Linked DNA regions of Homo sapiens: all the other regions are linked to region 1. The links are chromatin loops, found by intact Hi-C in ENCODE. Cell type or tissue: heart right ventricle. All regions are shown on one strand. Links, peaks and the distances in the headings refer to the core of each region. The heading gives the core; the rest is flanking DNA.

Region 1 (10,380 bases), core at 3,396-8,395:
CTTGGAGGTGGTGGTTCAAGGCCTGGAGGAGGAGGCAACATTCCAAAAAGAGCTTGAAGATACAGGGGAGTGTGCTGACCGTGGCGCAAGAGCTCCAGCATGCATTGTGCAAGAGCAGAGGGGAGGGGCAGAGCCGATGGGGCAAGCAGCACATCAGGACTCAGCTTCGGCAGAGAAGGAAGTCAGTCGGGCTGTCCTGGGAGGGGAGGTGACCCCAGGTCTCATGGGTGGTCAGTCTTGGCTACACCTCACAAGCTACAAGTGGCTGCATGTTTTCACAGTGGCATGGGTGTGGAGGGGTCAGCTGTCAGCATCTCGCCCCCATGCTATCATGTCACCAGCCCCATTTGTCCCTCGGGCTTAATGTACCCCACTGGAGAGAGAATCAAAAAGTCACTGCTCCTTCCTTGGCTACAATGCTGGTGTCAGGGGAAACCAGTGTGGAGAATTGTTTTGGTTAGCGGTGGGGACAAAGGCCTAGCCTGGAAACCGAACACTGTCTTCCTGCTGGCTCAGGTGGGGCTTGTGGGCTCCTGTGGCCCTGGGACTCCCTGGGACTTCTGACTCCGGTCTGAGGATAGAGGCACCATTTTGGCTCTTAGGGAGCCCCCAACTAAGGGAGGAGGCTTGAAGGAAAGAAGAAGGGGTGAAGCCAGCCACTTGGGAGCCAAGGAAGGCTCTAAGAGAAACGTGGGCCTGCTTGCCATTGTTCTTCAACACAATCAGCACAGAAAGAAAGGAAGAGCCCAGCCCAGCCTCAGCCTGTTTTTGTGGTCCTGAGGCAACGTTTCCTTCTGGATTTTCCCAATTGGGCTCCACTCAATTATGCTTCTTTAATTATGAAAGCTTGGAATGAGGGTGGGGCATTGTTAGACACAGAACCATTCGATGACTTTCTGTGCCCCGTCTCTTACACTGGCCTATAGCACGTCACAGATACTGCCTCTCCCCAATCTCAGGAGCCCAGGACCTATCACACTAGTGTTCTTTTGCCCTCTGGCCCTTTCTTTTTCTAATTATATATTTTAAAAACTGTTTTAAAAATAACAGAGACGAGGTCTCCCTATGTTGCCCAGGCTAGTCTCGAACTCCTGGGCTAAAGGGATCCTCCTGACTGGGTCTCCCAAAGTGCTAGGATTACAGACATGAGCCACCACACCTGGCCCTCTGGCCCTTTCTTTTTCCTCCCTTAGGCCACAGAGGATCTGGGTGGGATCCTAGGGCTGGAACATTCCCAGGTACCAGGAGAAGAGCAGTTCTTCCTGAATGTTCCATTGCTCAGCTCTCGGTAACTGGGCCTCTAGTTCCCTGTCTCAGGGGGAGACGGGCTGTTTGCTGCGCTAGCCCTTACGTTAATGCGAGGAGCACCACTCCCATACTCAGTGGAGGAGGGAGCGATACCTTCACATTTCTCCATGGCTCCAGCACTCAGGACCCCCAGCAGATGAGAGGGCCATGACCTCCACTCCATAGCAGCTCCTGAGCTGAAGCAAAGGCTGCTCTAACCCGTATGCAAAATCCTTTGAACATACCAGTGGCATGGAGTCAGGATAGAGGGGGAAAAATGAAATTAACTTCTCAGGTTAGGGTGAGCAGATCTGGCCCTGTTAGGTGTCTTGCCACACTCTCAGCAGAGGGGAGGCTGGCCACAGGCAGAATTTTTCTGGATTTGGATGCAGGGAACAAAATTAGTCCTCACACAAGAGATAGAGTTTCAGCCCACAGCAATGTGTACCAAGAGAAGGTCCCAAGATGTATTAATTAGGATATAGACTTGGCTGATATAACAGAGATCCAAAATAAGAGTGGCTCAAACAAGATCGCTGTTTCTTTCCTCTTGTGCAACAGTCCAGGCATAGACAGTTTGGGATCAAAATAGTATCAGGCACTTGTACTTCTTCTAACTCACTTACTGATGTGCCATCCCTCTGGTCCTGCCCTCACCCATAGGATCCAAGATGACACTCCATCACATAGGCTTCTAGCCTGCACGAAGTTGGGGAGAGAGGGCCCCAGAAGCAGGTTCTCTCCTTTTAAGGACACCATCTGGAAGTCACAGACAATGCTTTTGCTCATATCCCATTGGCCAGAACTGTTAGACATGTAGCTATACTTAGCTGCAAGGGAGCCTGGAAAATGTAGTTTTTATTCCAGTAAACACCTTTTGGTCTATGAGAGAAAAGGGAAAATTGTTCTGGGGGCCAACTAGCAGTTCTGCCACATGAGACCCCAAGTACACAGCAAGAAGGTTCTTGGATTTGTCTGCCATGTGCCCCACTCCCCCTGGCCACAGGGGCAGGCAAGGGACTCAATCTGGGAAAATGACCTCTGACCACAGCAATTGCCCAGAACTGGACACATGATTCAAGTGGATCCAATCAGGGTTCTTCCTCAGGCCTTTTGCTTTTCTTTTCTTTTTTTCAAAAAAGTTGAAGGCTGGGCATGGTGGTTCACACCTGTGATCCCAGCACTTTGGGAGGCCAAGACGGTGGATCACCTGAGGTCAGGAGTTTGAGACCAGTCTGGCCAACGTGGCAAAACCCCATCTCCACAAAAAATACAAAAATTAGCCGGGTGTGGTGGTGCACCTATAATCCCAGCTACTCGGGAGGCTGAGGTGGGAGAATCGCTGGAACGTGGGAGCCAGGGGTTGCAGTGAGCCGAGATTGAGATTGCACCACTGCACTCCAGCCTGGACGACAGAGCAACACTCCATCTCAAAAAAAAAAAAAAAAAAAGTTGAGACAGGGTCTTGCTCTGTTGCCCAGGCTGGAGTGCAGTGGCATGATCATGGCTCACTGCAACCTTGAACTGGGCTCAAGCAATCCTCCCACCTCAGCCTCTGGAGTAGATGGGACTACAGGCACGCACGACCACATCCGGCTAACTTAAAAAAAAAAAAAATTCATAGAGACGGGGTCTCACTATGTTGCCCAGGACGGTCTCAAACTCCCCTCAGGACTTTTTCTAAGCAAGCCTGGTAGCAGACAGTACAATTTCCTTTCTGGTCATGAGACTGTGAGGATGTAATGCTGAACCGACCACAGGCATTATTCCTGCAGGGGAAGGAGGGTGCACAAAGCCCATTTGCGGAAGAAAGGGTGTTGCTCACCTCTGAGAGACAGAGAGAGAAGAGACAGGAGGTGATAGTCTGGTGGGTGAGTAGGCCTCATTCTGGCCTCTTCAGGGCCTGCTCTGTCTTTGCCCTGCTTGAGCCAATAGTCAACATCCCCCTCTCACCAAGCTGATTCAAGTCAAGTTTGAGCCATTCGCAACCCTTAGTACTGCAAGCCGCGTTTTTTTTTTTTTTTTTTTTTTTTTTTTTTTTATCCCTGGGGAAATGAGTGAATGGCTGGGGGACACAGCTGAGATGGAAAATCTGGAAGGAAAGTGCTCCAACCACGCCGTCTCTCTCCCCTGCACATGTGCCCTGTGGCACCTCAAAGTTCCCTTCACCGCGGAGGCTGCTGGGTTTCTCCGCATTTTCCCATCCAGCCCCGCCGCCGCCTGCCATCCAGCCCTCCTCCCAGGCTTGCTGCAGCCGGCCCAGCTGCGAGGGGGCCCGAGGACGGCACTGCACAAAGGCCCCATTCTCAGCTGGCGGGGGCTGTTATCAGCCCAGCCTAAACTGTGAATCACCTGCATCTGTGGGCAGCCCTGTGGGTGGGGCTGCTTGATTTCCCCTCTGGGCCTCCCTTGGCCAGAACCTGTGAGTGGGGGCGGACTCTCAATAAAGGTTCATTGTTTTCCATCCCCTCTGCTATCGGGTTCTGTGACTGCCTTCCCGAGCCCCTTCCTCTGCTCCTCATTCAGCCTCTTCTCCCTGGACCCTGGCCCTCTGAGCACCATTCCACACCCCACCTCACCTTGATTATCAGCAGAATCCCTTCAGGAGAGCCCAGGTGGTGACCCGGGAAAGCAGGAGAAGGGCATTGGCTGGCTTTGCCTCCAGGGCAGTCAGAATGAAGGCGGATCTGAACCGCTGGCTGGCTCCCCAACTTACTTGAGGTCCCCCACTGACTGCAGACAGCAACCAAGCTGTCCTGGGCCTGTGGTGTCACCTGGTGGTCAGCCTTGGAACTTGTCTGGGAGGTTGGGGGGGGGGGGGGCGGTCACACATGTTCCGTAATCTCTCTATTCTTCCCTGTTTTTTGTTTTTGTTTTAAACTGTAATGGGTTCAGTTCTGCTCATTCTTCCTCAGGCCATCTTTAAAACAGAAATTCCAAATCCCAGAGCCTACTTCGGTCATCTCCCTTTCTTCCGACCTTACCCCAATTACCTCAAGAGGTCCTTTTCCCACTGTATGTTCAGTCTACCCAGCCAACGTGCTGACTGAGACAGGGCAGGCCCACCCCCAAGTCAAGAAAAAGGCAGACTGAAAGTCAGAGAGATAACTAGAATGATGAAGAATAGAAGTTTTCGACTTCAAAAGCCCTTGAAAACTTTCCTTCAGAATGCCACACCCATCTGCCCATCCTCCTGTTAAGAACCCTGCTTTCCTTCAAGCATCAGTTTTCAAGAGAAAATAGGTTGACTTTTCCAGATCCGCATTGTGATTTTTCCATTTCTACTACAGGTCTTGCAACAGTAGGGTTTTCTGTCCTTCCCGTGTAGCTGAATGGCAGCCCAGCTTTGAGATGGGTTTAATGGGCATTTATTATGCCCCAACCTGGAAAACTGAGCCCCATTCATAACCCTGAGTTCTCGACTTTCTATTGGCTCATTGTGTGAAATGCCAAACCACTTCATAGAAACATTTTGAAATCTAACCCATTGGAAAGTCGGGACAGCCTGACGAAGATATTTAAAGGAAAGGTCATGAGATGCTTTCTGAGCAGGATGGTGGCTGCTGCTTCTTGTTCCTGTTGCCATTTCAAACAGGCTAGTATATGAGAACTATCTGATTTCCCCAAAATGGAAATCCTGATCCTTGAAGAAGTCTTGAGGCTTCCGAAATGGGTTGTGCCAGTGGCCTAAGGTTGGGGGAACGAGGTGTGGAGTGATGAGTTAAGTAGCGATGTGAGCACAGAGACTAGGCAGAGAGGATGTGAGGAGGCCGGGTTGAGTGGAGGATCTGGAGAGAGTTTTAGTGCCAAGACTGGAGACAGACCCAACTGACTTCTACCTGACAAGAAGGGCCCAGTGGAAACACATGGAGACTCCAGGCAGGTGAATAATTTCATATCCTACCAAAGCCATATTCTTTTACTATGTTCCACTTTAGTGTAGCAGAAACTGATCTGTGCTTGGAGGAATGAGGGAGTAGACAGAGAAGAGGGTCCCCGTTACCAAGTAGGCAGAGAAGAGGGTCCCTGTTAGCAACACTCCATCTCCTCTGAGCGGTTCAGCTCTCACCCCAATGAGACAAAAACTCTGCAGAGACCTTCCCCACCTTCCTTAGAGACTGACTGCTATTATACTAGCCTGCTCTTTTGGGGGTATCCCTAATCACCCTATTGCAAACCACTCATTAAAACATGCAACTGTCCCATAGAGGAGTTGCAGATATGGTTTTCTTGGTCTCCTTTTATTTCCAGTGATGTTGGAGTGCCTCCGAAAGATGGCACCCTGGGAAGCTTCTGGGTGCTGGGCACTGAGCATGTTATCTCATTTCATCTCCCTGCCAGGGCACTATCATAAGCTCCATTCCACCTGGTGCAACTGAGGCTGAGGGCAGTTAGGTTAGCTGCCCAAGAGGTTAAGAGCTGCTGAGAGCTGTTGAGAGCTGCCATCCTACCTTGGAGCTGAGATCTGAATTCAGCTTCATCCATCTTAGTCTGAAGATCTTCACTTCCTCCCCTTCCTGCAGGACAAAATGGAAAGAAAAAGCCCTTGAGAACAGGAGGGTAGGACCTATGAGGGGCCATAGGGGGTGGAGGTTCGAACAGGGAGCTACGAGCCCACTCAGATATCCAGTGGGCAGCAGGGAGGAAGACTGCCTGCCCAGGACGGCCACAAAACAGCCCTGGGGGGGTGAGGGGGGTGTGAGGAGCCAGCATGGGAAAGTGAAGGAGCCTTGTTCTGTAGAGGGAAACCCCCTCCTCCGCAGCAGAAACACTAGAAGTGTCCACTGATAGAACAGGGTGGGCCTGGGTCAGCAAAAAGCCCAAGAGAGATCTTTGCAGGAGAAATCTCTCCTTCGGTGCTGGAATTGGAGAGTGAATAAAGTCCTTTGGGCCAGGTGGAGTCAGCAGTGCCGAAAGCCTGGGAGGTGGCCCTGGTTGGTCCCTCTTTTCCCATCTCCCCTCCTTCAGCTCCAGAGCCAAGGAGGGGCTGGCCGTCCGTTCCTGGCCTCACCAGCAGAGGTCTCCAGAGCAGGGAGCAGAGGGCTTGGGGTGGGGGAGGGAATGGAAGGATGCCCTGCACCTTCCGCCCTGCTCACAGATGTCCAGGGGTCCACTGCATGGGTGGTCTTGACTCATGCATAGGTGTGTCTGTATTTGTGTGCATCCGTGTGGGGGTATGTAAGTGCGGGAAGTGGGTGTATGTGCATTTATGGGTGTGTAGGTGTCTGTGGGTGCATGCATGTTTGTAAGTGTGCTGGGTGGTGTCTCTGCGTGTATGTTTGCCCATTCCATCTTCGCACATGTTGGCACTGCTTGTGGCCCTGCGTATATCTGTGTGCAAGTGAGTCCTGCATCATTTGTGCATAGTTGTCTATGCTTGGGCTTGTAAGGAGAGAGGAGAAAAATAAGTGACCTGGGGAAGGGGATGCTTTGACATCTCAACATTCTAGGAGGCAGGGATGTGGGGTCGTCTGTACTGTCCCATGTCCACACACACTGACCCAACCTGGCCACCTCCTGCCCCTTCCTTAGCACAGACCCTGAATTTGTTTGTTAAAACCTCATTTACAGCAGGTGTTGCTGACAACCAGTTCCCAGGAAGCAAGGCCTTCCAGAGCGCTCTCTCGCTCGCTCTCGCGCTCTCTCTCTCTCTCTCTCTCTCTCTCTCTCTCTCTCTCTCCCTCTCCCTCTCTCTCTGTAGCTGGTAAACATTATTCTCATTGTTGCGGGGGGCAGTGGAGCCACAGAGTATGGTGGGAGGCAGAGAGCTGCAGTGGGGGAACCACATGCCCATGGCTGACTCACCCATGGGTGAGCAAAGGCAGTGGCCATGAGGGAAAGTGCAAGGAAAAGCCCTGGACAAGGCCTAGCTCTGCTCCTGGCCTGAGGCCCTGCACTGGAGCTCAGTCAGTGCTGGGGGGCAGGCAGAAGGGAGGCCCCTTACCCATGTCACGCTGAAAATCCTTGCCGCAGGGAGTAGGGCAGAGTCTGGAGCCTACCACATGATGGGAAGGTGTGTTTACTTCCCACTGCTGCTGTAACAAATCGCCACCAACTTAGCGGCTTAAAGCAACACAAATTTATACAGCTCTGGAGGCCAGAAGGGCAAAATCAGCATCTTTGGGCTAAAAACAAGGTGTTGGCAGGGCTGCTCTCCTTCTGGAGGATCTAGGGGAGAACCCATTTCCTTGCCTTTCCCACTTCTAGAGGCCACCTGCATTCCTTGGCTTGGGGCCCCTGCCTCCATCTTCAAAGTCAGCTGAGCCTGGGCAGTATAGTGAGACCCCATCTCTACAAAAATTTTAAAAATTAGCCAGTGTGGTGGTACACGCCTGTAGTTCCAGCTACTCAGGAAGCTAAAGTGGGAGGATCACTTGAGCCCAGGAGGCAGAGGTTGCAGTGAACCGAGATCACACCACTGCACTCCAGCCTTGGCAACAGTGCCAGTCCCTGTTTCTAAACAAAAACAAACAAATGAAATCAGCTGCACGTGATATCTTCAAGTCTCCCTTCTGTCTGCTCGCACATGCCTTTTCACTGCCTTTGACCTTCCTGCCTCCCTCTTATGTGGACCCTTGTGATGATGTTGGGCCTTCCCAGATAATCCATGATAATCTCCCCATCTTAAGACCCTTAACAGAATTACATCTACAAGTCCCTTTTGCCTTTGAGGTGACATTCACAGGTTCTAGGGATTAGGATGTGGACATCTTCAGGGGGCCATTATTCTAACAAAGAGGACAATCACAGACAGACTGGCAAAAAGGGGTGACATTCCTATTCCCCCCATGGTTTCACCCATTGAGGACCCGCATTCCTGCTGAAGAGCCCGCTGGCCCTGGAGGGCTTTCCCCTGTGCTTTCCCTCATGGCCACTGCCTTTCTCCCCGACACGGGTGAGCCAGCCATGGGCATGCATTTCCCCCACTGCAGCTCTCTACCTGCCTCCCACAATACTGGCCCTGGAGTGAGCAGCTCTTGGCACCAGGAACTAGGGCTCACTGGCTGGGTAAAGGGTCATTGTCCTCGCTTCCTACCCTCCCAGCAGCCCGTGGCCAGGCACCAGCTATGACCCCAGCTCACACCAAGCCCTTGAGCCCCTAAACCCCTGAGCCTCCCTCATCCCCACCCAACCGGCTCCACATCTAGCCCCCGCCAGACCTCAGGCTTGTGTCCACTCTCCCTGAACGCTCCTCTCTGGCTCTCCCTCAGTCCCCTTACCCCTCTGGATTCCCGTCCTGTCACGGCCCCCACTCCTGGCCCCAGAGGCTGTCTGTCTCTTCCTGACTGTGGGGCTCCACCCTGCTGGCTTCAGGCCCCCCAGCCCTCTCCACATGTGCGAAAACCACATGCATGGGCTCTCTTCGGCTCGCCACAGAAAGCCCAACAGCAGGACCCAGAGTGAGGAGGATCACGCACGTTAGCCCAGCCGGGCCAGTGCTGGGGGGCCTGAGGGCACTGCCAGCCCCCCAGATGCCTTACAAAGCCAAACTCCCATCGTGGTCAGCCTCACATCTGGGATAAGGCTGGAAATTCCAATGGCTCTCGGCTGCTAAGAAATGTGTTGAATCTTCCCAGAGATTTGGTGGAAGTGGGAAGCATTGTGTGGTAGGGGTGGGGCCACTCCCGCCATAGGACTCCCAGAGCTCTGGGGAAGTCCAGATGGCACAATGTGTCCACAGTGGCTGTGTTGGTTCCCCCCACCCCCTCTGCCTAGCTCCCCGCCCGCTGAAGATGAAAGGTGCCCAGGGCCAGGGTGCAGCTCATTTCTCGCTGGCACCCACAAGTCTGTCTACTGGTGTGCATGTGAAACTCTGACGTTTCTGATAGAGACTTGAGTTATTTTTTCCTGGAGAGAAAAATGTTGACATGACTTTGGAGGATTGTCTGCCTAGAAAATCCCCAATGCACGAAGAAGACAAGTTCCTCCCCTTCTCACACACGCACCCCTGCGCACTCACGCACATTCCCTGGAGGCCCTGGTCTGTGGGCCTCCTTGGGGCCTCACCTCCGCCTCTAGCCCACGTCCATCCCGTGTGCGACAGGATTCCATAGAGCTGGGGCCTGCAGGGTCCCGGAGCAGGATCGGCCGCTGGCTAGTTCTGCGTCTCTAGGTGGAACCTATACTTATTAGGTTTCTGCAGCTGCTGTAGCAAATCGCTACTAACCAAGGGCCTTAAACAACACACGTTTATTCTCTTACAATTCTGGAGGCCAGCAGCCCTTAAATCAGTCTCAATGGGCTAATGTCAAGGTGTCGGCAGAGCTGGTTCCTTCTGGAGGCTCCAGGGGAGAATCCACTTCCTTGCCTTTTTCAGTGTCTAGTGGCCACCTCTATTTCTCAGCTTGTGGTCCCTTCCTCCATCTTCAAAGAGCATCACTCTAATTTCGGATTCCTTCATCGTGTCACCTTCTTCTCTGATTCTGACTCCTTCTGCATCCCTCTTCCAAGGACACTGAGATTAGGTTGGGCACACCTGGGTTATCCCCATCTGGAGATCCTTGATTGCACGCGCTAAGTCCCTGTTGCCCTGTTAAGAGAACATATTCACAGGCTCTGGGGATAAGGATGTGAACGTGTTTGGGGGCCATTGTTCAACCTTCCATAGCCAGTGTCCCTCTCAGGGCCTCAAGCTTCAAGGGACAGTCTCCCTGGGCCTCTTCCAGCTCTGATGCTAAAACAAGAGTCTCTTGCCTTATCGGACGTCTGGTCAAATGGGCACGGCCCCTCCCCTCTCTACTCAGTGCTGAGTCCTGGGACTCGTCAGAATGGAGGTCCTCTCTACCCTGCAAGCAGCCCCAGGAGTCTGATGCCCTGATCTGGGGCCCTCAGCCCTCAGCCCGTGCTGAAGGAGATCCTCCATCTGTGAAGAGTTAACCCCAGCCCAACTTAGTTTAGGATCTTAATTTCAACCTTCCCTAAGGCAGAGTCCTCCTCTGCCCACCTGTGATGTGGGGAGAAGAATCCTAGACCCTACGCAAGGCTGCTGGGTAGGGAGTGGAGATCTCTGAATGGGAGAGGCAGGGCTATGAAACTCACTCCTAACAATAATCCACGTTGGCTTAAACTCCCAGAGCTCAGGCCACCCAGGCA
Region 2 (10,380 bases), core at 2,007-7,006, 70 kb before region 1:
TTCAGGGGCATAAATATATTTTGCTCAGAGGGACTAGCTCTAGAAAACCTCCTAGGATGCATTTAGGCTTCAGTGAAATGGAGTTTAGTTCCTGAAATTTGTTTTTTACCAAGACAAATGGTAACAATCGCTTAGTTACGTGCAATTGCTTTAGGCTCTCTTGAGCCTCGTTGTTCAACATCCCAGAGGAAGACAGACCCCCTCCAGCATCCACAGACAAAATTTAAAGCAAGACTCTGGTTGGTATCATCAGGTCACATGTCCCTCTCTGAACCAACCAAGCCAAGAGGATTGTGTACTTGGAATGGCCAGCCTAGATCACTTTATTCAATCCCCACAACCACCTCCTGGGGTAAATATCATTAGCCCTCATTTTACAGATGAACAACTGATGTGGAAATAGGTTCATTTACTCCTCCAAAGTTGTGATGGACAACCTCACCAAAGTTATCTCTTCACAACCTGAGACTGGGTTGTGGGAGTGGGGATGGAAAAGATTCTGAGAAAGACTTTTCATCTCTGATCAAATAAGAAAAGCACATAAAGAGAGCTCTTGCCACATTGACCATCACCCTACATCCTGACTTTGGAAGGAGATTTAAGAAGATGTGATATCTGGAACTGTGGCAGCCATCTTGAGACCATATGGGGATGAGGGAGAGAATTTAGAGGCATTGGCATCTTGGAGTTGCAAAGCCAACTTGAGAATTGCCTGCCTCTAGACTTTTTTTTTTTTTTTTGAGACTGAGTCTTGCTCTGTAGCCCAGGTTGGAATGCAGTGGCGCGATCTCTGCTCACTGCAAGCTCCGCCTCCCGAGTTCATGCCATTCTCCTGCCTCAGCCTCCTGAGTAGCTGGGACTAGCCTGCCTCTAGACTTCTTAGTAGGCAACCACTTTTATATTGTTTAAGTCCCTGTTAGCTGAAGTTTCTGTTACTTCCAGAAAGACTCATAGGCTCTGTTAGAGGCCCTTTGAGGGTTGGTGGGCTGGCATCATCCTTAGAGTATACGTGGGACCTAGAGAGGGTAAGGACTTGCCTGAGGTGTCCTGATGTGGAAGAATGTGCTCTCTCAGGGGGTGACTGAGCGAGGGGGGTAGGTGGTTAGGACAGGGGAACCCCTGGGGCAGGGTGGGACAGTCTGGGATACCAGGAGAGGAGCAGCGAGCCCAGCAAGTGTCTCAGCAGGAGGAAGCCTGCAGGCCTGGAGTTGGAGAAGGCACAGGGAAGGTTTGGAGGGACTTTGCCCAGAAGCATGCATGCAAACTTGCAGGTGAAACAACAAAGGCAGACCCCTTCCAGCAGTGACTTCCCGTGGCTGTGCTACAGAGAGCCTGCAGGAAGGAAGGAAAGGCAGTGGCTGGGATTCAACTGTGACTACAAGGACCTAAATTTAGATCAGACATCCAGGAAGACACCAGGAAACCCGCTAATGATGATCTCTCACTCCATGCAATGCTTTGTCCTGTGCAGGCACATCCAGCCACAGTTTCTCATTTGACCCCTGAATAGTCCTTTGTGGAAAGCCAGGGTGAGAACATCAACAATGGCACAAAATCATGTGATGGAGTAAGGGTGAGAACCTGGTCCCATGAGCCCCAGTCCCATGAGGTCTCTCTCAGCCATCTCTCTGGACCAGCTGCAGTGCCGGCTTTCTGGCGGGGAAAACGTGGCCTGGATTTGTAGCACTTGCTGATTTCCATGGTGTAAATACTCCCACTGTGGCTGATTTTGTCAATGTTTAAACAACTTTCTTGAAAAATTACTGGCATTTAACAATGGCTCTTGGAGCTGGTATGAATTTGCTCCAGCACACATTAGGCCCTGCCAGCCACGTACTCGCATCCAGTGTCCTGGCCCCCTGCCCTGTTCTCACATCCAATGTCTTGGTTAAGGCCCATGGGCCTGTCTCTCTCCTGACCTGACCCTGGCTTAGTGTTTTGGCTTTTGGCCCCATAACCTGAAGCCATCACGTGTCCCTAGTTTGCTACCTCTGCTCCCCGGAGTCCTGACTCCTACATTCCTGCCTCTGGTCCCTCTTAGTGTCCTGCTGGGTGAGACCCACTCCCTCCTACCTCAGCCATGGCTGCCTCTGGCCATTGCCTGCCTCCCTGGAAGGGCTCCAATGCTTCACCATAGGGGCTAAGATGCTACTCCATGACTTGGGAATGGGATGTCTGCATGGTTGCAGATGAAAAGGTCCTGGGAGCTCTGATATGGTTTGGCTCTGTCCCCACCCAAATCTCAAATTGAATTTCCACATGTTGCTGGAGGGACCCGGTGGGAGGTAATTGAATCATGGGGGTGGGTCTTTCCCATGCTATTCTCATGACAGTGAATAAGCCTCACGAGATCTGATGCTTTTAGAAATGGGAGTTTCCCTGCACAGGCTCTCTGCTCGTGTCTGCTGCCATGTGAGACGTGCCTTTCACCTTCTGCCATGATTGTGAGGCCTCCCCAGACACGTGGAACTGTTAAGTCCAATAAACTTTCTTTTGTAAATTGCCCAGTCTTGGGTACGTCTTTATAAGCAGCATGAAAACGGACTACTACAAGCTCCTTCCGAATTTCTTTCATTTTTTTGAATGCCCCACTCTTCCTGTACAAGCTCTGAGACCCCCTTAAAGACTGGCTTCCCTCCCACCTGCCTTCTTAATTGCTACCCTCTCCTCTACCTTGATTCATTTATTCTCTTTCCTTCACTGAGAGAGACATCCTAATGTCCCAAGCTGACCTCCAGCTCCTCCAGCTCTCGGAGACCCTCTGTCTGTCCTAACCCTCCCCTCCAGATCCATCCATCTGGGGTCTGTTGTCCTGTGCCCCAAACCTACTCAGTCTCCTCTGTCTGCCTTAAGGTCTTATCGCTGTCCCACGACCCAAATTCTAACCACTACTACCAGGGCTTAGGTCAGCCCCACCACCTCCCAGTCCCACCCCCTAAAGTCCCACTGGCACTTCCAGCCCAACTCCTCAGCATGCTCAAGTATCATTTCCTCCAGGAAGCCTTCCCTGACCTCCTCCCTTCTCCTCTCAGAGCTGAGTGTCCTACAGGTGAATCCTGTGCAAACCTTGATTGTGACTCCCCTCCTACTGAGAAACAGCCATTGACTCGCCGGTCTCTCCCATCAGGCCATGGTTTTGCGGGAGGAGGAGCTACGTCAGTCTGCCTTGGAGCTCAGCACCGTGTTTGGCCCATGGTAGATGCCCCACAGAAAACACAAGCGGCGTTGAGGGCTCCTGTGGTGAGTGGTCGTTTCTCTTTTAGCATGCTAAAAGCACTTCCTGTGGGAGTGCCTCCGAGCCCCTCTACTTGAGTGGAAGTTTCTCAAGGCCAGGACCCTGTCCCGTTCCTCAGGGCCCCTCCCCACACGGAGTTTCAGGCAGGCCCTGCTGCTAGGCGCCACAGAGGCTGGGCAGGGTGAGGGGTGTGTCCTGTTTCTCCAGGCACACTCGGTGGTTGACTGATTAGTCTCAAGAGGCAATTAAATTTAAGAGAGGCTTTTCACCTGCTCACAACTCCTCACCCTATCTGATTATGATGTTATGCCCCTTGGAGGGGCAGAGAAGGGCAGTCATTAAAAGACAAACATTTGGGCCAGGCGTGGTGGCTCACCACAGTAATCCCAGCACTTTGGGAGGCCGAGGCAGGCAAACCACTTGAGGTGAGGAGTTCGAGACCAGCCTGGCCAACATGGTGAAACCCCGTCTCTAGCAAATATAAAAAATTAGCCAGGTGTGGTGGCATGCTTCTGTAATCCCAGCTACTCGGGAGGCTGAGGCAGGAGAATTGCTTGAACCTAGGAGGAGGAGGTTGCAGTGAGCTGTCCAAGATCATGCCACTGCACTCCAGCCTGGGCAACAGAGCAAGACTCCATTTCAAAAAAAAAAAAAAAAAAGACAAACATTTGAAGGGGCTGTGTGCTGTCTGGGAAGCCAGATGGCAGGACAGCCACTTTGGTTTTTTATTTTTATTTGAGACAGGGCTGGAGTGCAGTGGCGTGATCTTGGCTCACTGCAGCCTCAACCTCCCAGCCTCAAGCAGTTCTCCCACCTCAGGTTCTTAAGAAGCTGGAACTACAGGTGTGTGCCATCAGGACTGGCTAATTTTTGTATTTTTTGTGGAGAGGGGGTTTCACCATATTGCCCGGCTGGCCTCAAACTCCTGGGCTCAAGCAATCCTCCCACCTCAGCCTTCCAAAGTGCTGAGACTATAGGTGTGAGCCGCCACGTGTGCCCCCCTCCCTTTTTTGGTACAGATGAGGTCTCACTATGTTGCCCAGGCTGGTCTGGAGCTCCTGAGCTCAAATGATCCTCCCACCTTGGCCTCCCAAAGTGCTGGGACTGCAGGCATGCGCCACTGCGCCAGGCCAGGCCAGTCACTTTAAGCAAAAGCAGCAAGACTGGGAGCTGGGCAGGCCAGCTCCCAAATGACCTGCCCCACCCTGGGAGCTGGCGCTCCACTGAGGGGTCAGAGGTCAAAGGGATCTTTGAATTCATCTAGGGGGCTGGGGACAGCTCATGAGAGTGAGGCAAGCTCTCTTCTGTGACCCCTCTACCTACTGAGCAGCCTCCTTAGCAGGGAATAGGGACTCCAGCTCCCAGCTGGAACCCATGAGCAGAAATGTTCTTTTGGTTTTCCTGTTGGAATCCCACGAGCAGGAATGTTCTCGTGGTTTTCCTGTTGGAATCCTTCAAGCAGGAATGTTCTCGTGGGTTTCCTGTTGGAATTCCATGAAAAGTGCTTTCATTCTTCCAGCCTTGTGCCCCTGAAGTTTCAGGGGCACGGAGTCCTGGGGGATCCCCAAGCCCGGCCCCTCCCAGCGTTTGCCCTTGGCCTCTGGGCGTCTCATTAGCGTGGACACCCTCTGGAGGAGGAACTCTTCATCACATATGCTGTTGCCACCGCCAGGATTTCTGAGCTAAGCTATGGTTGTTTCTATCCTGCTGCTATAAACTGAGTCCACCAGAAAGTGGCCAGTCCGGATCTGGGGTGAGGAGGTGGGATGGGGTAGTGGTTTGAGGGAAACACAGTGCCTGAATCTGAATCTTGGCTACCTGCTAGCTGGCCATACCATGACCCAAGACGCTCTAAGCCTCCGCTTCCTCGTCTGAATGATAATAGAATCTATGCTGCAGAGTTGCTGATGGGAATAAATGAGATAACTCTCCCATTACCTGTCCCTGAGCCCAGGACTAGGCTGTACCTGCCTCACCTTGGTGTGGTCCAGCCACTCCCTGTCTTCAGCTGAGCCAAATTTCTCCTTTTTTCTTTTTGAGATGGAGTCTCGCTCTGTCGCCCAGGCTGGAGTGCAGTGGTGTGATCTCAGCTCACTGCAACCTCCACCTCCCGTGTTCAAGCAATTCTCCCATCTCAGCCTCCTGAGTAGCTGGGACTGCAGGCGCCCGCCACCACGCCCGGCTAATTTTTGTATTTTTAGTAGAGACAGGGTTTCACCATATTGGTCAGGCTGGTCTCGAACTCCTGACCTTGTGATCCGCCCGCCTCAGCCTCCCAAAGTGCTGGGATTACAGGCATGAGCCATCATGCCCGGCCAAATCTCTCCTTTTCCTTCTCAATCCGTCATCCATCCCACAACTTCATATTCCTGGCACCCCTTCCTGCCCCCAAGAGCTCCAGCCAGGTGTCAAGGGTCACAGGCAGGTCCCCAGGAGCCCTACCCCTGACCCCACTCACGTGCAGATAACTCTCCTAGCATGCTTGGCTGGCTGAGGGGCCTTCTTTGGGCCTTGGGTGTTTGAGGAAAGTGGCCAGAGGCCCAGGCCAGAGCAAACTGCTTAGATGGCTTATCTAACTCTACTGAGGCTCAGCTCCTGGGACAGTGGCTCAGTGAGTCCCACCATGGCCCTTTGAATGAGAGCGGCCGGGAGAGCTGCCCTACCCACTTCCCCTGCCCTCCTTCATCTTTGTCTACATCTGCATCCTCATCTTCATCCTCCTTATCTTCAGCCTCGTCCTCCTCATCCGAGCCTCATCCTGCTCATCTTCAGCCTCATCCTCCTCTTCTGGGCACTTGCATATTCACTTTCTTTCTGAATTCCACAAAAGTCTAGTTAGGCAGTGGCGCATAGACCACCTTCCTCATTAGGAAAGAAACCGACACCCAGAAGGAATAATAATGCTGAAAGCACACCTTTTATGTTAATGTAAACATTTTTGGGATAGGTAAATCCAAAACCCTCACATGATGAATTGTTAAAGAAGTGTACAAAAAATTAGCTGGGCATGGTGGCGGGCACCTGTAGTCCCAGCTACTTGGGAGGCTGAGGCAGGAGAATGGCGTGAACCCGAGAGGCGGACGTTGCAGTGAGCCGAGACCACGCCACTGCACTCCAGTGTGGCCGACAGAGCGAGACTCTGTCTCAAAAAAAAAAAAAAAGGGGGGGGGAACAGTTCAGAGTCCTGCTCCCAGCCCCGCCCCTTCCACTTCCCCACCTCCCACGAGGTAACTTTGTTTACTGGTTTCTTCTGCATCTCCCCAGAATGTCCTTATGTAAAATCCGAGCAAAAATGACCATGTGGTCTGATCTCTCTGCTTCCCACCCAGATGGCAGCATGCTATACACGCTGCTGTGCTGTGCTTTTCCCCACAGAATCTCTCCCCATCAGCTCCTAGAGGGTGCCTTCATTTGTTTTATGAGCACTGACCACCTGCATTGAGCGTGGCGGTCAGGCATTGTGTGTGACGGTCGGGCATTGTGCTAAGAGATCTACGTGGATTACCTTATTTAATCATCACACAAACCTAAATGCAGAGTGTGCTAGAACCATCCCCCTTTACAGATGAGAAAACTGAGGGCTGGAGAATTTGCATAGTCCGGGTCACATGCCATCAGATTCCAGAAACAGCGCTGTCATTCTTGCTGCCACGAGGTTCTGGAAAGGCCAGCCTCTTGATTTTTTTTTCTTTTTTTTGAGATGGAGTCTTGCTCTGTCGCCCAGGCTGGAGTGCAGTGGTGCGATCTTGGCTCATTGCAACCTCCGCCTCCTGGATTCAGGCAATTCTCCCTGCCTCCGGCTCCTGAGTAGCTGGGACTACAGGTGCACACCACCATGCCTGGTTAATTTTTGTATTTTTAGTAGGGACGGGGTTTCACTATGTTGGCCAGGCTGGTCTCAAACTCCTGACCTCAGGTGATTCGTCCGCCTCAGCCTCCCAGAGTGCTGGGATTATAGGTGTGAGCCGCTGCGCCCAGCACCAGCCTCTTGATTTTTTTTCCAACCCTCACTGGGTGGTTTGAATGCAAATGCTAATTGGGTTCAGCTGAAAGCCACAGTTGAACCAGTGACCTTAGATTGTTGATTAACACACCAATTGCACCATTTTACCACTCACAAAAGGAACAGGTCAGAATGCTATCTAAGTGGTTACAGATATGTGTCATAGTTTCACCAGATTCCCAACGTGTAAAAATGGTTATCCTTATTTCCTGGATGAGTAAAAGGAGGCTCAGCAAATTTAAGCCAGGATTGCAGCTTGGGTCTTGGGACTGCCTCTTAGTGGCCCCCATGGTTGGCTTCCCTTCTCCTACCTTGGCCCCTGAGATGCGGGAGGGGTTGGCTGCCAGGGCCCCTCTCGCGGGGGAAGGTAGTGGGGTGGGCCTGGCTCCCCAGATGGCCACAGTGGAGACAGGGCAGGCACTGGGTCAGCCCAGGTGGGTGGGAGAAGGTGCCATTGAAGGCTGGTAAAAAAGGGGTGAAGTGCTGTCACTTCCTTCCCAACTTGGGCCTCCTGCAACAGAAGGGCGCCGAGCCCTTGTGGCGATCCTGAGGGCACTACAGCAGCTGCTGAAAGTGATTCTTAACCAGGAGCTGGCCCTCAGGGGCAGCCAGCATCATGGCCTCTCCCTGGTTCCCTGCTTGCCCTAGACATGTGTTAAGGGCTCTGGGTGGGCCCTAAGCCCCAGCTGCTGGCTCATCTGGCAGCCACTGTTCTTCTCTTGGCTCAGCTTGACCATCCCATCAAAGGAAAAGCATGGCATGAATGGGAAGGCTTAGGGCTTGGCAGGAGACTGACCTTGGCTCTCAGAGTGGGGAGCCCTGGAGCCAGGGAAATCTAGCAGGAGGGATGGCCTCAGGTCCTTCAGGGGTCCTGGATACGGTCAGCACTGGGGGTGCCACTGGTGCCATCCAGCTTAGGGACATATGGATTCCTTCTCTCAGACTCCTCTGCCTGCCCCCTCTGCTCTCCTTTCCAGCGTTCACAACCCTGCCTCTCCCCGCGGAATGCCTGACTCCACACCACATGCATTAAAGCTGCCATCTGTACCGCCCTCATGGTGTGCCAGGCATCCAAGTATTTTACATACACACACACACACAATGTCAGTCAATCCTTGCAATACCCAAGTGAGGAAGGTATTACTACCATTATCTCCGTTTTACAGATCAGAAAACTGAGAAGTGAAGAGTATAGGGAAGTCTGCGTGGCTCCGGCCAGGCTGCTGCTGGAGGACCTCTACCTTCTCACCCCCAAGGACATGGGCATGGTGTTGATGGAGAAAGGAAATGGCTCACTCCGGGGGGTGTCCCTCATTCTGGTCCTCTTGAGCAGTCACTCTTCCATCTGTCCTGATGGTCATGGCTGGGAATCATGGCTGGGAATGGGGTCAACAGAGAAGAGCTTCCTCCCTCTTCTTCTTCCTTTATGTCTTTTCATCTCTGCCCACTCTCTACATCTTTTCCTTTCTCCCTTCTCACTTTATGTTTCTTTTATCTGCATTTCTCTCTCTCTCTCCCCGTCTCCTCTCTCTTTCCCCCACACCCCCGCCCCCAGGGTCTTGCTCTGTCACCCAGGCTGGAATGCAGTGGCACAAACAGGCTCACTGAAGCCTCGACCTCCTGGGCTCAAGCGATCCTCTCACCTCAGCCTCCCAAGTAGCTGGGACCACAGGTGCATAGCACTACACCCAGCTAATTTTTAAAATTTTTTGTAGAGGCAGGGGTCTCACTATGTTGCCCAGGCTGGTCTCAAACTCCTGGACTCGTGCCTCGGCGTCCCATAGTGCTGGGATTACAGGTGTGAGCCACCTCTGCCAGCTGGATTCTTTCAGCCCCAGCCTAGGCAGTCGCACCTGGCCTGCACCCTCTCAGCCCTGTATCTGCCTCTGGGTGTACCCGCTGCACAGAGCATCCCAACCCGTGGACTTGGGAGATGGATGGCTATCAAGCAGCCATTTTCTCTGTGTGCGACTTCTCACACTCTTCTGTTAGCCCCACTGCTCCATCACACTGGCACCCCCAGGGCAGGGTTTGTGCCTCCCTCACCAGTTGGAGACACTACCCCTTCTCCTCAGATCCTCTCTCTGCCCCCCTCACCCTTCCTTGTTTCACTGGCTATCCTTTGGGCCCTCTGGATCTGGGGCTGTGTGCTTGGTGTGGGCCAGCACAGAGCAACAGGGGCCCAGACACACCCAGAAAGAGCTCCCTGGAGGGCAGAAAGGCAAGCCAGGGAAGAGGTCAGCCTTGCAGAGTGTTGCTTTTTTGGCTTTTCTGAAAGTTGCGAAAATGTGGCTTTGTCTGAGCGAGTTAAAACAAAAAAATCAATGGTACCTCCCACAGATGATACTGTTGCTCAGGCTCCTGGAGCCACAGTTGGTAGACAAATAACACATAAAAATAGCCTGTGTTTCCCAATCTTATGGCCTCTGGGGGCTGCAGGGGGAGAGGCCTTGGCTGAGCAGGGTTTTCTGGCCCATTGTTTGCCTGCCCTGGGTTAGGGGTGGGCGTGGGGGCTGTTCGTGGGCACAGCAATTCCCGGTCAAAGAAGGGAGGAGGGTGAGTTCTTGGCGAGGATGAGCAAGATAACGCACACTTGAATGGGGTAGCTGTTTGATGTTTATTTTTCCTTTCCCAGGCCAAGAAATTTAGCACACTCCATTTTGAACTTCAGTTTCCACCAACTTTTTCCCCCAGCCTTTTCTTTTTTCTGAAAGTGTGCAAGGAGGACTGAGATACAAGGTCTTATTTCCATCTGGCCTCTGGCCCAGGAGCCTCGACCAAAAAGTTACTTAAGTCATATTTCCATCATTTGCAGATGGCTGTGTATTTATTTCTCACCAAAGTAAAATCCCAAATGGGCTTCAGATATTTGCACGAGTCAAAACTGCTTCCTCCTGGCAGGGCTAGGAAAGGGGCTTTGATCCTTCTGAGAAAACAGAAATGTTGGCCCTGGCCCAGAGAGGATGGTGCATTTAGGGGTTCCCATAACTACCCAAGATCCAGGCCCTGATGGGGTGAAGTGAGCTCTGGGGGCTGGAGAAGCCATATCCCTGAGATGGGCACAGGGCTTTGAGAAGCAAGCTGGAGACAGCTGAGTGATGAGGGCAGAAATCAATGCAGGTGGGGTCACCGAGCAGGTGAG
Region 3 (10,380 bases), core at 2,972-7,971, 49 kb before region 1:
GAGAAACTTGAATATGGTTCCAGGGTAACTTGGAGAAGGGAATGATAAACTCTGACTAAGGATGCTTTCCCTAGGGAGGTGACTCAAGCAGGATCTTGAAAAATGAGTTCAGCAGGACTGCAAGGAGCTACAGCATTCCAACCCTGTGTGTGACAGGGGCCGAAGCCAGAGGGTGCCAGGCCCAGGAGGGGAACCCTGCAATGCTCACCTCGGCTGCAGCTGGGTGCGGGGCACTTGGGCCAGGCCAGGGAAGGATGGGGCTTACTGCTCTGCCCAAGGGTGTGATCCTGTGGGCGCTGGGGAGTTGGTGACAGGTTTTTCAACGTGAGGCTGCAAATCCATGAGACCCACTTTCCAATCAAGATAAGTCCCCCTGTTGCCGTGAGGGGGTTGGAGGCAGGTAGAAACAGGAGGACCAGGTGGGAAGAAGAAGATAAGCCCCTGCCCATCGCAGTGTTAGAGAGAGGGAGGGGTAGTTAGAATAGAGGGCCAGAGGATGAGGGATTGATGGAGAGAGGCCTGTCTCTGTCCTGGGGAAGAGGATGAGTCAGTTTGGGATGGCTGCATTGGAGATGCCTTTGGGAAATCAGACAGAGTCCTGGAGCAGCTGACCAAGGTGTCTGGCGCTCAGCAAAGGAGACTGAGCCCAGATACCCATCTAAGAGCCTGCAGGGACAGGAGGCAGTAGAAGCTATAGAAGTCCAGCTGGGCGCAGTGGCTCATGCCTATAATCCCAGCACTTAGGGAGGCCAAGGTGGGCAGATCACAAGGTCAGGAATTCAAGACCATCCTGGCTAACACGGTGAAACCCATTTCTACTAGAAATACAAAAATTAGCCGGGCGTGGTGGCGTACACCTGTAGTCCCAGATACTCAGGAGGCTGAGGCAGGATAATCACTTGAACCCGGGAGGTGGAGATTGCAGTGAGCCAAGATTGCGCCACTGCACTCCAGCCTGTGCAACAGAGCAAGACTCTATCTATCTATCTCAAAAAAAAAAAAAAAAAAAGAAGTAGTCCACCAGCCAGGGGCATCTCCAGTTGCTGATTTTTTTTTTATCCTGAGGAGGATCTGATTAGAGGTGGCGCTCCCTCCTCTTTGCCTCACTCCCAGGGCCTTTGAGAGAAGGGGTGAGAACAATCATCTTGAGAGTAAACAAGGGATCCCCCTGGAGGCTCCAGGAGCAGGTGGGTCCCCTTGGATGATACTGAGAAGTCACAGGCAAGGGTTCCCTGAGCAGGCCCCAGTTCAGCCCTAGGGTGTTTGTGGTGTGTCTCTAGTGTGTTTGGGGTCTTGGAATCAGCTTGTCTCTGGGTCTCTGCATGCAAGTGTGTGTGCTTCGGGTATGCATGTGTTATAGAAATAGCACTTATAAAATAGCAAAGGGATGTATTTTCACTTTCTATAATTCTCGTTCTCCTGTAGCCCTTCAGGGTGAAGGCTAAGGTGACGTTCATTGCCCGGGGAAGTAAGTGTAGGGTTGAATCGAAGCAAGTCATCCAGGACGGATGAGGTAGGACGGGATGGAGAGATACAGCTACTGAACAGCAGGACTCAAGGAAGAGAGAAGGTGAGAAGCAAAAAGCTCTGTCCCTCACCCCAGTGGACACTCAGAGGGCTGTGTGGGAGACACCCCAGCCACATTTGCAGCTAAATTTCACCGCACAAGGTAGGTGGAATTTGACTCTCAGATGACAGCTGTGGGGAATTTCAGTGAACTCCTTTAAGAAAGCAGTGATTGAGGAAGGTGTAACACATTATGGCGCTGCCCAGGAGGTAGTTTAGAAATGTCTAAAGAAGCAGTCTAGGAAGTGGCTCTCGGAACTCTGCCTCTTCTGGAGGGGTAGAATGCAGCCAGGCGGTCCTAGGTCCCAGGGAAAGGGTAGAAATCAAGGCCACAGGCCAGGTGTGGTGACTCACACCTGTAATCCCAGAACTTTGGGAGGCCGAGGCAGGTGGATCACCTGAGGTCGGGAGCTTGAGACGAGCCTAACCAACATGGAGAAGCCCCGTCTCTACTAAAAATACAAAATTAGCCAGGCATGGTGGCACATGCCTGTAATCCCAGCTACTTGGGAGGCTGAGGCAGGAGAATCACTTGAACCCGGGAGGCGGAGGTTGTGATGAGCTGAGATCACGCCATTGTACTCCAGCCTGGGCAAAAAGAGCAAAACTCTGTCTCAAAGAAAAAAAAAAAAAAAGAGAAATCAAGAACACAGAGGTAGGATCTGCACCACCAGCCTTGTGCGGGGACCACTCACTTCATCAGTACCCCTCTCCATCCCCAACCATCACCAATGCCACCAGGGATCCCAGGGACCAGGCCCGACCAGCCCTGTCCCATTGTGTGTGGGGAAGGTATGTGGGAAGAATGCAGAGAACTCCACACCGACCTTGAACTCCTCTTCCCACCACCATGAGGTCTGTAAATGTCTCCCTGCACCAGGAAGAGAGACATCTGGCTAGCAGAAGAGGGAATAGGGAGAAAACGATGAGTATTTTGCTGAAAGGAGATTTGCTTGAACATGCAGAAATAGAGAAACCTGTAGTGGGCAAGTTAAAGATTTCTTTTCTTTCTTTCTGTTTTGTTTCTTTCTTTTCTTTCTGTTTTGTTTCTTTTCTTTCTGTTTTGTTTCTTTTCTTTTTGTTTTGTTTTTGTCGTTCATTCATTTATTGCCTGTCAACAGCAGGAAGTATCTCATTAGATCTAGATGAGAAGAGTACAAGAAAAATTAAGAAAGACGCAGGTTTTACTCACTTGTGTGAGTCGTAGTGTGTGATTTTCAACTCCACCACATACATGTCTGCACAAGCTTGTCTGGCCAGCTTTGTACTTTCAATTCCACTTGTGAGACTTTTCTTTGAGACTTGTTGTGTGCTTTGCTTTGGCCAGGAGTTGAGAATCATAAAATCACCAAATTCTGTATTATCTATTGTAGCATAATAAATTACTCCAAAACATATCTTCTAAAAACAATATACTTGTTTTATCTCATAGTCTTTCTGTGGGCCAGGCATTGGTAAACAGAGTAGTTCCAGCTCAGGGTCTGTCGTGAGATTGCAGTTGAGATGACAGCCAAGGGTGCAGTTATCTGAAGGCTCGACTGGGGCTGGAGGCTCTGAATCCAAGACAGGCCTGCCAGGTTGTTCTTCCTGTTGACAGGAGGCCCCTGTTTCTCACCACATGGATCTCTCCACAGAACTGCTTGACTGTCCTCACGGCATGGCAGGTGTCTTCCTCCAGAATAAGTTATCTGAAAGAGCAAGACAGAAGCCTCAGTGTCTTTTATGACAACCTAGCATTGAAAGCCACACCTAAGGGCCAGCTGTGGTGGTTCACACCTTTAGTCCTAGCACTTTGGGAGGCGGAGGCTGAGGCAGGCAGATCACCTGAGGTCAGGAGTTTGAAACCAGCCTGGTCAGCATGGGGAAACCCCATCTCTACTAAAAATACAAAAATTGGCCAGGCGCCGTGCCTCACGTCTGTAATCCCAGCACTTTGGGAGGCCAAGGTGGGTGGATCACCTGAGGTCAGGAGTCCTAGACCAGCCTGGCCAACACGGTGAAACCCCACCTCTACTAAAAATACAAAAATTAGCTGGGCGTGGTGGCACTTGCCTGTAATCACAGCTACTCAGAAGGCTGCGTAGGAGAATCGCTTGAACCCGGGAGGTGGAGGTTGCAGTGAGCTGAGATTGTGTCACCGCACTCCAGCCTGGGTGGCAAGAGTGAAACTCCTTCTCAAAAAAAAAAAAAAAAAAAAATACAAAAATTAGCTGGGCATGGTGGTGCACACCTATAGTCCCAACTACTCGGGAGGCTGAGGCAGGAGAATCACTTGACCCCAGGATGTGGAGGTTGCAGTGAGCTGAGATTGTGCCACTGTACTCCAGCCTGGGTGACAGAGTGAGACTCTGTCTCAAAAAAAAAAAAAAAAAAAAAAGCCACACCTCCCCATGTGGTCCAGGCTTTCCAAAAGCTTATGGTATTGCAGGGTAGATGTAAAGTCCCTAGTGCAAAACAAGATGTCTGAGGTCCAAGCAAAGTGATTTGGGCTTTCTGAGGACAGAGTGAGCTACCCCAGTCAGGCAGCCAGGGAGGCTTCTGTGAGTGGGCAGAAGAGCCCCCGCCCCCCATCCTGCCCTGAGTGGCTCTTCCCTGGAGAAGGAGACTTGGTAACTGTAAACTGGTCAGATGGGGAAGCCTTTGGAGGCCTGGCCAAGTGAGGGGGCTGGTTTCTGTCTGCTGGGTGACAGGGGAGTGTGGCGTGGCTACAGAGAGGCTGCTAGGGAGCTCCCAGAGGGAAGGCAAGGTAGGGTCCCGGAGGGACTTAGAAGTGAGGCAGGAAGGGAGAGACAGGGCTCAGAGAGGGAGAGGGAAGGCAAGAAATCGAGGGCTGGACCAGTCTTCTACTTGGTCAGCATGCCATTTTTCTGGGCTGTCATCCCTGACCACAGATTCATTCATTCATTCATTCCTGTATGCCTGTCAGGTGCTGGGGTTACAGAGACAAAGGCCAGGTCCCTGTCCTCAGAGGTCACAGTTGAGTAAGGGATGATACCCAGTACAGGGGTGACATCTGTGAAGTGTGATGGGTGCATGGGGAGCATACATTGCTGGGAGAGGGCTGGGCTGGTCAGAAGGTGAGGCCTGGGCTGCTTCTTGCAGAGGTATGGCAGGCACGAGGTATCCCTGGTATGAGGTACCATCAGGCACAGGTGGGAGAGTGCTGAGAGATGGAGCTGGGAGGGCCAGAAGAAGCGTGGCTCTGCTAGTTGGGTGGGGTGGTTTGGATTTCTTCCAGAAGACAACAGAGAGATTATGCAGGAATTTAAGCAGTGGTGTGGAGGGATCAGCTCCATGGTTTAGAAAGATTAGCTGGGCAGTAGAGAGAAGGTTCTAGAAAGGGTGAGTCCAGGAGGAGACAGCAGTAACCCAGGCTATGCATGCAAAAAGTAGGGATAGGAAGAGGTGAAAAAGTTCCAGAAGTCTTTGGAAGGCCTGGCAGCCTCCAGTCATGCCTACAGGCTGAACCCAGCCCAGCTCATCTCAGATAAAGCATCTAATTCAAGTCCTACACGGAGCCCAGGCCTCTGCTCTGAAAAGTCTCTTGACCCCAGCATTCCAGCTCGGGACGGGCCCAGCGAATCCCAACCCCAATCTGCCGTCCTCATCCCAGAGGAATGCTCAGCCTACTGGACCTTGGCCTTTCTCTGGGGGACGGTGAGGCCTGTGACGGGGGAAGCCCTGGGGCGGAACTGGCAGTCGTGGGGAGGCCCCCCAGGACGCTGTGGCCACGGGGGCGGCTGGAGGAGAGGAGGCAGGGGGCTGGGGGAGTGAGCCAGTAGGGAGCCGGGCAGCACACTGGCCACCTGAGAGGTGTGATGGGGGAGACAAGAGGCGGTGATTCCTGGGGTGGGAGTTACCCCCTCCCCCAATTCTCAAACCCCCGACAGGAGTGAGCTGCGCTGCCCACTCCCCGCAGCAGGTGGCGCCGTCTTGCTGGGATTGGACTTGCGGGCCTGGCTGGGAAGCGCTCTGTGGAGAGGGACGCGACTGGAGCGGCTGGGGGGCAGCCGTCCTGCGCCTGGGACCCTCACGGGGCCTCCCTGCTCCAGTCACTCCCGCCCGCCTGCCAGCCTGTCCCCAGCTCTCCTGCGTCTCCACTCTGTCCCTGTTGCCCTTCCTGTCTTCCTCCAGCCCTCCAGTCCTGCTTTCGGCTGGGGTCCCCGGACAGGGTCTGGTCAGCTGGTTCACTCCGAAGCATCCCTACCGGATAAGGGAACTCTCAGCCCAGCCCAGCGGGCGTTTGGCCATGGCGTGGCACCGTGGGGGGCCTCTCTAAGCAGCCCCGACTCCCAGGGTTTGCCTACATTCTATGCCCTCAGGAGGTGTTCAGTGCCCCGAGCTGGGGCTTGGGGAGGAGGGGTTCCTAGGAACATATATATGAGAAAGTGTCTCACTCTGTCACCCAGGCTGGAGTGTAGTGGCGCGATCACGGCTCACTACAGCCTTCACCTCCCAGGCCCAAGCGATTCTCCTACTCTGTCTCTACAAAAAATACGAAATTACAAAACATACAAAAAAAAAAAAAAGAAAAAAAAACTCACAAAAATTAGCCGGCCGTTAGTGGCGCATGCCTGTAGTCCCAGCTACTCCGGAGGCTGAGGTGGGAGGATCACTTGCGCCCAGGAGGTGGAGGTTGCAGTGAGCCGAGATTTGCCCACTGCACTCCAGCCTGGGTGATGGAGTGAGACCTTGTCTCAAAAAAAAAAAAAAAAAAAAAAAATCTGTAACCCAGGCTGTGCATGCAGAGAAGTAGGGACAGGAAGAGGTGAACAAGTTCCAGAAGTCTTTGGAAGGCCTGGCAGGAAAAGAAAAAAAAGGAAGGAAGGAAGGAGAGAAGGAAGGAAGGGAAGAAAGGAAAAGAGGAACGGAAAGGAGGAAAGGAAGGAAGGAAAGAAAGAAACGGGGTCTTACCATGTTGCCCAGGCTGGTCTTGAACTCCTAGGCTCAAACGATCCTCTTGCCTCAGACTCCCAAAGTATTAGCATTACAGGCATAAGCCATGAGCCCAGCTCCTAGGAATCTTTGCTATGGCAAGGGGGCTTACTAATGAATGACAAAATAAATTACAACAGCTCTTGGGGAACATGCCTAGCACCTCTCAATCTCCCATCTTGCGTCAAGAGGGAAACCTGAGGGGCCCAGGGGACTCCCACTGGGCCTCCCGGCCCTGCTGGTTCCCCTTCTCTCCCCACTTCTTCTTGGGGCTGGGTTCCACACTTGTCACAAAGGAGGGGAGTGTCCCCCTTGCCAGTGGACAGATCTGTGTGGGCTGGTGATGGCAGAGCTGGCCTAGGTAGGGCACTGAGTTGGGGGTGGCTGGTGGGGGTAGTGGGGCGTGGAAACAGGATGTCCACCGCAGGCCCCTCTCTGAAGGAGCTGGTGAGGGCTGGAGCGCTCAGGAGGGAAACTTCCATAGTTTCTAGGGTAGAGTCCTAGGGGCAGAGGGAAGGAAAGGGTCTGGCTGGTGTGAGTGGTGGCTGATCCAGAGAGGCTGTCGCCCAGCCCAGGACCTGTGGCTCCCAGCCTGCCCTTCTCCCCAGGTCCTGCACTCCCTAAGGACAGCTGCCATCATTTGTAGACTCTAAACTGGTGTCATTGCTTTGGTAAGAATGAGGATATTTATGAGACAACAGAGCAGAATATTTGAGAGAAGGGCTGTCTGGTAGCACAGAGGTGTCTGTTCCCCTGGGACACCTGAACTCCGATACTACCTGCCCCCAAGTTGTCACTCATTTCCTCCCCTCAGCTGGGGTGGGTGGGAGGTTGTGTGGGTCCCTACATCTCAGTTCGATTTCAGCCTGAAATAAAAAGCCAACTTGTCACCCTTAGTCTTCCTAGGGATGGGATGCCTTCCTTGGAAAGAGCTTCTGGTTCTGCTTGAACTTTTAGGTGGTCAGTGTAGCATAGATGGTAGTGAGTTTATGTTGACTGTGAACTTTTGTTTCAAAGCACACCTGGGCAGAGACAGGTGGGTTGATGCCGAGAAGGCTGAGAGGGAGGAAGTGTGAGCCAAGGGAAGAGATGAACGTGTGTCTGAGAAGGGGGGGACCAGGGCAGCCCGGCAAGAAGAGGCCGTCACTGGCAGCCGCTCTGTCACTGCTGGGGAAAGAATGCCCAGGGCGCTCTGGCAGTGAGTGTGGGGCTGCCACAGGGAGGAAGGGCTGGGAGGCTGTGGGGAATGCACTTAAGGCTGGATCAGGAGGCAGTCAGAAACGTCCAAAACCTGGGGGCATGCTGGTGTGGGGGAGTGGTGGGCGGGGAGAGGAAGGGATGATGATGAGTTCTCAGACATCTTGGGCAGCCAGTTGGAGGGAAGCTGGGCTGGCAAGGCTGACTTTGGGAACTGCTTTGTATCTGGAATTTTCTGACCAGTGTAGAAGTTGTCTCCTGAGTTGCTGTTCTGTAAGAATGTATTATATAACTTCTTGCCTAATTTGTGGCTGAGGGTGGCATTGCTGATAAACCTACTAACATGGCCCCTTGAGCATGATAGGGGTAGGGAGTTGAGGCTCCCAGCCCACAAGGAGCTTCCCATGCAGCTGGTGAGGCAGCGCAAGTGCTCAATGAGATGCGAAGCTGCAGAGAAGCGTCCATGTGGGAGGTGCCAAGAGGATGGGATCAGGGAGGGCTCAAAGTGGACTTCTTGGAGGAGGAAGGAGATTCTCAGATGGAGAAAAAGGACAGGTTTCCAAGATTATGAGAACACTGTAAGCAAAGGCACCAAGGCGTGGAAAGTTTGGGGGATGGGGAGAGATGAAAGGACACTAAGCTTTGCATACAGAAGACACTCAAAGTAAGGAAGGAAGGGTAGGAGAGTGGGAAGAAGGAAGAGGGAGCTGAGAGCTGGTCTCAAAGGGATGCGGGCAGGTCTCTGGTTTGACCACCCCCCATGAGCCAAGTTACAAAAGCACCCTAGCTTGAGGAGCCCCACAGTGGACCCTCAGCTCACCAGCCTCTGTCTTAGGCTTACTCACAAACATGAAGCTGGAGCTAAGAAACAGGCATGTGACTGCCTGCCCACCCTTGTTTGTCCTCCTCTAGGGCCTAGTGTCACCAGTGCCTTGCTGGGTAGCAGCTGCTCTAGTTCCCTGATGGAGATGGGGCTGTTTGTCACTCTGGGGTGACTGAGGGGCCAGTAACCCTCCACCAAGATGGCAGCACAGCCAGACAGGAGGGCTTTTGTCTCATCTTGATCCTCCTGGGAGGCCTGGCCATGGCCCGAGTTTGCTCAGTGTTAATTATTGACCAGGTACCCAGGGACAGGGCCCCGCTGTCCAGCTGGATGGAGGGCACATGGGTCTGGGGCCTGGGCCTCCCAGTGGATGGAGGGCACATGGGTCTGGGGCCTGGGCCTCCCAGGGCATCAGGTGGGGCTCACCTGGGGCCAGGGGAATGGAGGGCGCCGGCCTTGAGTAAGGATCAAGGAGCCCCAAATGCCTCCCCCACTGCTCCCCAAGTCCAGGATTAAATGTGGTAGAAAGTGCCCAGGCCAGGGTGGCTGGAGATTCTGCATGGAGAACATCCTCATTCCTACCCTCAGAAGGACAGGGAGGAGGGGGAGAAACACCTTTACCCCAAAAAGGAAGGAGATGGAGGACAGAGAGAAGACCCCAGAATGAAGGTGTGAGGGTCCCTGAGCTGTGTGGAGCTGCATGCTTAGACCCGGAGTCCCCACCCGGAGCAGCACATGGCCACAGACACCCTCCTCAGGCCCTCTGATGGAAAATGCCAGCCCAAGAGGGTGTCAGGAGAGCTGATTCATTCTAGGCCAGAGGGAAGAGGGATGAGAGATCCCCCAGTCCTGGCGGGACCATGACCACCTCTGGTTTCTGGCCCTGTGTGAATATGGTCTTGTCCACCCCATCAGGGAGGCCTCAGCCAAGAGCAAGGAGGAAGGTCCACAAAGGGCTGTGTATCAAGAGGCAGGAGGAGAGGAGAGAGAGTGAGTGATGCTGTTTACAGCAGGACCAGCTCTAGTGCTTGTTATATGCGTACGTGATCCTGTTTGATCATCCTAAACAGTGATGAGAGCAGGGTGCTATTACTATGGCCATTTCATAAACGAGGAAACTGAGGCATAAATCGGGCCACTTGTCCAAGTCCTGGAGCTGGGAAACAGCAGAGCAGGGGCAGTCTGATTCCTGACCTGGGTCCGGTATAACTCTGTTATCTGCAGGGAGCAGGGCAGAGGGGCAATGCAGGAAGGGGAAGGGGCTCCATGCAGCTGCGGGTTGCAGAGAAGAGGCCCAGCGAGACCAGGCCTCTGGCTCAGGGCATGCCTTTGAGGTGGAGGTGGGGTGGGAATCTGGCTTCTTCTCGATAGGGAAGGAGAATGTGTGTGCTGGCCTCTGGGTGTCAGGCAAGTGTGTCCCAGGCTGGCTTGCTCCCACAGCCCCCACCTCCTCTTCCCCTGGGGCTTTACCGGTGAGAAGTCAATATTGATGTTTTATGACCCAAGATAAACACACATTTTTTTCCTCCCATGGAGGGTTTATCTGGTCTAGAGGGTTAATCAATGACCACTTGGAGGTGGGGGAAGCCTCTGAGAAGAAAGCAGCTATTCAATTCCAGCCCTTTACCCAGCCTCTCCCCTTCCCTCCTCCCCACTACCACCTCCCCTCCCACCCTCTAGTGGGGACTGACCTGGCCCTGCAAGTGGGTGGGGGCAGGACATTTGGGAATCTGAGGCTGGAGTCCATGTGGGTGCGTTCAGGGGACTGTTAAGTAGGATGCATCCAAGGAGAGTGTCCCTAGAGCTGTGTTTGCCCTGAGCACGGTGTTGGCAGGGCAGGTGGGCCCTGCATGTGGCTG

The links. Hi-C counts contacts between places; a loop is a spot of excess contacts. Peaks named below come from ENCODE experiments on the same cell type or tissue, not always from the same donor. Only the 100,000 strongest peaks of a DNase experiment are listed, where the experiment ranks them.
Region 2: it touches region 1 in a loop (2.4-fold over the local background); 13 of 110 quality-filtered maps call a loop at or near these places.
Region 3: it touches region 1 in a loop (2.5-fold over the local background); 52 of 110 quality-filtered maps call a loop at or near these places.

What each region holds. Positions count from the first base shown.
Region 1 is chr2:43,018,369-43,028,748 of GRCh38, forward strand. LINC01819 (long intergenic non-protein coding RNA 1819) reads right to left here. Exons shown (of 6, transcript NR_110585.1): 6 at 9,485-9,817. Among named protein-coding and RNA genes, the nearest start is that of LINC01819, 16 kb to the right of the region's middle. RefSeq lists enhancers at 7,819-8,635, 8,636-9,451. In heart right ventricle, for the core only: CTCF peaks have their summits at 4,046 (motif pointing left) and 6,298 (motif pointing right); a DNase peak (open chromatin) is centred at 6,323; H3K27ac peaks cover 1,671 bases.
Region 2 is chr2:42,949,963-42,960,342 of GRCh38, forward strand. LOC112268413 (a long non-coding RNA gene) reads left to right here. Exons shown (of 3, transcript XR_002959381.2): 2 at 3,128-3,240. Among named protein-coding and RNA genes, the nearest start is that of LINC01819, 84 kb to the right of the region's middle. In heart right ventricle, for the core only: a CTCF peak has its summit at 4,907; no DNase peak of the experiment used is centred there; H3K27ac peaks cover 3,374 bases.
Region 3 is chr2:42,969,757-42,980,136 of GRCh38, forward strand. It overlaps LOC112268413 (a long non-coding RNA gene), which reads left to right. Exons shown (of 3, transcript XR_002959381.2): 3 at 1,426-2,400. Among named protein-coding and RNA genes, the nearest start is that of LINC01819, 65 kb to the right of the region's middle. In heart right ventricle, for the core only: a CTCF peak has its summit at 5,482 (motif pointing right); DNase peaks (open chromatin) are centred at 5,485 and 5,834; H3K4me3 peaks cover 913 bases; H3K27ac peaks cover 2,611 bases.